Regions from separate parts of the Homo sapiens genome. Here region 2 is linked to region 1. A link is a loop called in an ENCODE intact Hi-C map of the cell type or tissue named here. Cell type or tissue: Caco-2. All regions are shown on one strand.

What was found. Hi-C counts contacts between places; a loop is a spot of excess contacts. Peaks named below come from ENCODE experiments on the same cell type or tissue, not always from the same donor. Only the 100,000 strongest peaks of a DNase experiment are listed, where the experiment ranks them.
Region 2: it touches region 1 in a loop (9-fold over the local background); 2 of 110 quality-filtered maps call a loop at or near these places.

What each region holds. Positions count from the first base shown.
Region 1 is chr11:17,547,350-17,549,849 of GRCh38, reverse strand. It overlaps OTOG (otogelin), which reads right to left. Exons shown (of 56, transcript NM_001292063.2): 1 at 2,384-2,500; 2 at 1,863-1,923; 3 at 1,638-1,698. The coding sequence starts at 2,477. Among named protein-coding and RNA genes, the nearest start is that of OTOG, 1.3 kb to the right of the region's middle. In Caco-2, a CTCF peak has its summit at 1,182; DNase peaks (open chromatin) are centred at 1,219 and 1,839.
Region 2 is chr11:17,382,791-17,385,290 of GRCh38, reverse strand. It overlaps KCNJ11 (potassium inwardly rectifying channel subfamily J member 11), which reads left to right. Exons shown (of 1, transcript NM_000525.4): 1 at 1-43. Among named protein-coding and RNA genes, the nearest start is that of KCNJ11, 4.6 kb to the left of the region's middle. In Caco-2, a CTCF peak has its summit at 1,202 (motif pointing left); a DNase peak (open chromatin) is centred at 1,170; H3K27me3 peaks cover 121 bases.

The sequences.
Region 1 (2,500 bases):
CTCCTGTCACCTTAGAGGGAGGCCATTCTAATTCCTCGTTGCTCTGAGGAGCAGCGTGAGAAACCTCCCCAGGTTGCCTGGTCCACTCACTTATGACCCTTCCCCAAGGAAAAGGCGGGATGCCTACCCTGGAAACCAGCACGGGAGGATACCCACAGGGAAATGAAGTGTTTGGAGAAGGGTCATCTCCCCCACTAAAACATGGGGATTCCTGAAGTCCTGTATGCACGGCCTGGCTCTGCCAGTAGACTTTGCTCCACCTGCTCATTGCAGGGCCCCCACAAGTCATCCACCCACCTCAATTTCCCTACCTACAAAAAAATGACTCCAATACCTTCCAACTCAAGCAGTATTTGACTGTGATTCTAAATCTTAGGGCCTGGAAGTGTGGGCAAAGAAGAAGTAAAAGATCCAGGAAATCCACATCAGAGAAGAAGCACGCCCACACCATCCCCCCTCACTCCACCTTGGGGTCTTCATGTCTATTTCCAAAGGGCAGGAGTTGGGACTCATTGCTGTCATAAACGATTCTCCCCAATCTGCTGGCTCAAGGGGCTCCCCAGAGCTGACCGCTGGGGCTGGGGCAGGGGCACTTGAGCTGAGGCTCAGCTGCTTTGGGGGACCTAGCTGCAGGTGGGTGGAACTTATAGCTCATCTGTAGTTATAGAAAGAGGGAGACAAATGCGGGCCAGGATTAGAAAGTAGACCTGAGTCACCTGATCCAGAGACCAAAGAAGTTTGGCAAAGGGAGAAAACAAAACTGCCACCTCTCCCACAAACACAGAGGACCGTGGGAAGATGGGCAGTGGAATGGTCAAGACTCAAAGGATAGAGGCCGGGCTCAGTGGCTCATGCCTAATCCCAGCACTTTGGGAGGCTGACACAGAAGGATCACTTGAGGCCAGGAGTTCAAGACCAGCCTGGGCAACATAGTGAGACTCTGTCTCTACCAAAAAAATTGAAATTCAACCAGGCATGGTGGCACACACCTATAGTCCTAGCTACTCAGGTAACGGAGGCACCAGGATCACTTGAGCCCAGGAAGTTGAGGCTGCAGTGAACTATGATTATGCGACTGCACTCCAGCCTGTGTCACAGAGCAAGACCCCGACTCAAAAAAAGAAAAAAAAAGGCTCAAAGGATGAGTTCAGGGCTCTGCTTCTCAACCAAACCTTCCTTGCAACTTCCACCAGGTGGCCTAGTTTTTGTCTTGCCTGCATTCTTGAGGCTCCGCTCAGGGTATGGAGAGGAGCCTCTGACAGGGTTGAGGGCCTTCGCAGGCCAGTCAGGGAAAAGAGAACTCCATTCTTCTAAACGTCCATCTTTCTACTTTTACCTGCCAGAAGGGAGAGCTCAGCTCTCTCCTGAAAGAGCCCTGGTGCCCACCTCTCCTAAAAAAAAAAAAAAAAAAAAAAAAAAAAAAAAAAAAAAGAGTGGACTATAGACCCCCAAGAGATTAAAAAGAATAGAAGGGTTTTATGAACTTGCACACCTCAGACACATACCAGGAATCTGCTTGTTCCTTTCTGAACAACTCCAGAGACCCCTCCTGTAACCTACAGAGCTCCCTGCCAGCCTCAGATCCAGATAGACATGAGCTCCTGCTCAATGAAGCCCCCTCCCAAGACCTCCCTTACCTGGCCTCCCACGACTGTAGCCTTGTCCCCCATGGCAAGGGTCGCCTCCTGGTGGCTGCTGCTGGAGGAAACACGAGTCTGGCATGGATGGGGGGCTAGGATGGGTTATGCCTCCCCGCAGTCCCCTGGCCTATCCCACCCTAAGTGCTAAAGCCCTGGGGTCGCTGATGCCAGAAATACGGATGGGAGCTGTGGGTGGGGCCGCCACAGCTCACACCTACTCACCTGGGTTGCCCGGCTGGCTCTGGCTGTGGCTCTGCACTGCCCCACAGAACGGGTGCTGCGGCTGGGGAGGGGGATTATTCTCCACTCAAATTGTGCTTGTCTTTACTGGGGCCTCCCACCACCTGGCCCCCACTGCTAGAAAGCCTCTCCCACGCCACTGAGCATTCCCCCATTCTCCCTCCCTGCAGCCTTCTCAAATCCTTTCTCTCCCTTCCTGATGACCCTTCTCCAGCCAGGATCTCCCTGTTTACTCTCAGTCTTTGGCCCCCAGCTCTCTCTAGTTCCCCACCTCGGGTCTCTTCCACCCAGCCTAACTTTGGACTCTTTCCCCCGCGGTCATAGGCCTGCCTCTGTTGGCTTCGGGGTCCCTCCTCCCCTGACTGCTCCTCCTGGGTGTCCCTCTGCTCTCCCTCAAACCTCTCTTTCCTCCCTCTCTCCAACCTGCGCGGGCCCATTCCTCATTCCTTTAACGTTTCTCATTCCTCGAGCCCCCGACCTCCCTGAGTCCACAACCCTCTCACCGAGGCGCTGCACCCGCAGGGACTCGGCTGCCTGCTCACCCCAGGGCAGCCAGACACAAAGCAGCCAGCAGAGCGCAGACGCCAGGACTCCCATAGGGACACGAGGGGACCGGAGGA
Region 2 (2,500 bases), 160 kb after region 1:
TGAATCAGCTACATGCTGAGGAAACGGCCAAACAAGTGTTAAAGAGAGACGGTGCTTTTATTTTGCCCTTGGTCATGTTTCTTTGCCAGGTCTTTCTTTCCACACGGTGTCCCCTCCTAGCTGAGACCACGATTTTAGGGGCTGTGGCAATGCCTGTGACCTGGTCCCCTTGTCTCCATCTCACCCACTGTAGTCCATCTGCCACACAGCCTCCAGGGTGGTCTTAGAAGGGTGGGTCACCCCCCACCCTCATCATGAAATACCTTCGGTAGTTCCCCATCACCTCTGGGTCAAGGCTAGCTTCTTAGCAGCCATTTCAGGCTGTGACTGCCTCTCCGGCCTTATGGCCCACTGTTTTCTTGCCAGGAGTCTGCACTTGCCCACCCACTTCCCTAGGTACCTCGCTGTCCTATCCCTCCTGACACATAATGTTGAGCTTCCTACCTCCCAGACCTTGCTTATGTTACTCCCTTGGCCTGGACTGCCCAGGCCTCATCTCTGTCTGTTGAAATCCATAAAAATCCAGGCTGAGTGATGCCTCCTCGAAACCTTCCCTGATTTCTCTGGAAAAGGAAGGTCCCTTCCCTCTGCTGTGCTGTGGGCATTCTCCTTTTGCCTACGTTTAGGGGTCTGTCTCCCCATCCACAAGTCCATGGCTTCCTGAGGTCAGGGACTGTGACTCAGCACTGTGGCTGGCTTACATGGAGTAGGTGCTACATGAATGAACAAATGAATGAATGAATAACGGATGGATGGCGTACAGGACAAAAAGCCAGGGTTATTGCTACAGTGTGAGGCCTGCAGACAGGGCATCAGTGAGGGTCTGTCTCAGGCGGCTCCAGAGGCAGGGCCAAGGGGCCAGGAAGTTGCCGCTGCTGGTCTGAGCTCTAAGCTGCCCTCTCCCAGCACCCATGCAGTCCCCAGCGCTGATTCCCTTCCTTGCAGAGCTGACCCATTTCTGGTTTTGAGGGTGAAGGGGTGAAAGCTACTCAGAGTCAGCCCAGGATCCTAGGAGGCTGGCTCTTGCGACTCAGCTTGGCTGCCATTAAGGCCAAGGAGAAAGGCCAGACTCACTAAGGACCTGCTGGCAGTACCATCCTTGGAGCCCAAACCAGAGTAACCTTCCTCCACCCCTCAGGGACCTTAAGCTGCTGGTGAGTGTGAAGCCCACAGAACTGAGGGCTTAGCGCCACCTGCTGGCCACAGAGAAGACTTACTTCGGCAGAGAAAAATCAGGACCACTGGTCCTAGGTTTTCCACCAACTCTGAGGGAGACCCCCAGCCTTAAGGCATAACCCAGGGAGGGGCTGGAAAGCTCCAGGCATAGAGAGGCAGTTCGACCAAGCCTCCCTCCTCCGCGAAGGTGTTCTTGCCCACTGATGGTGCTACCTCCATCTGGGGGCACCCTTTCTCTATGGCACTGGCCTCAACTGGACAAAGAAGTTCACCTGAGCACTACTCAGCCCAGCAGGAACTTCTGTGATAATTTTGTTTGTGATATTCTGCCTCCAGGATTGCATCCCTTAGTCATCATGTGACAGCAGAGGAAGCAGTCTGGCCCATCCACACGCTATGTGCAGAGCTGTCTCAACTCCAGGGCCCCTGAAAAGGAGAAGGGAAGTACCATGTATCACTGTGGCCCAGCAGGACTATGAGAGAAGCACTGTTCTTCTTTGAGTTTGTAGATGAGGACACAGGGTCAGAAAGGGTGGTGTCTTAGACCATTCAGGCTTCTATAACAAAATACCATAGACTGGGTGGCTTATAAACAATAGACATTTATTACTCACAGTCTGGAGGCTAGGAAGTCCAAGATCAAGGTGCCAGTGGATTCAGTGTCTGCTGAAGGGCCTGTCTTTCCCCTGTAATCTTACATGGTGGAAGGTGTGAGGGAGCTCTCTGGGGCCTTGTTACATAAGGGTACTAATCCCATTCATGAGGATTCCACCCTCATCACCTCCCAAAGGCCCCGCTTCCAAATACCATCACCTTGGGCATCAGGATTTAACATGTGCATTTTAGGGGGACACAGACATTTAGCCTATAGCAGGAAGTAATTTGCTAAGATCTCACAGCTAGTAGGAGGCAGGTCCAAGATTTCAGCCAAAGTCTGTCTAATGCCACAGCCCTGCTCTTCCCTCCCCCTCTTTCCCCTAGCACACAGTCCCAGTGACCTAAGCTCCAGCTTTTAGTAGGGCTGCACCTTGTTCTAAGTGTCACATTCACCACAGGGAGAAAGTTGTCTCCAAACCAAGGGAAAGAGGGAAGGTGGAACTCAGCAAGCCCCTGGGCCTCCCTGAGATCCCAGATTGGAAACTGGCAGCAGGCTTGGCTGTTTTGTGACAGCCTAGATTATGTCCAGAACACCTATGGAGTCAGAACAACCTCACTGGCACTTTTTCTGGCCCACGTGCATGATGAGCCCTCCATCTTCTTCCTTCTTACAGGAAGACTGGGCTCTTTGCTTTACAGGCTCTTCTTCCAGCCAGTCAGGTGTCAA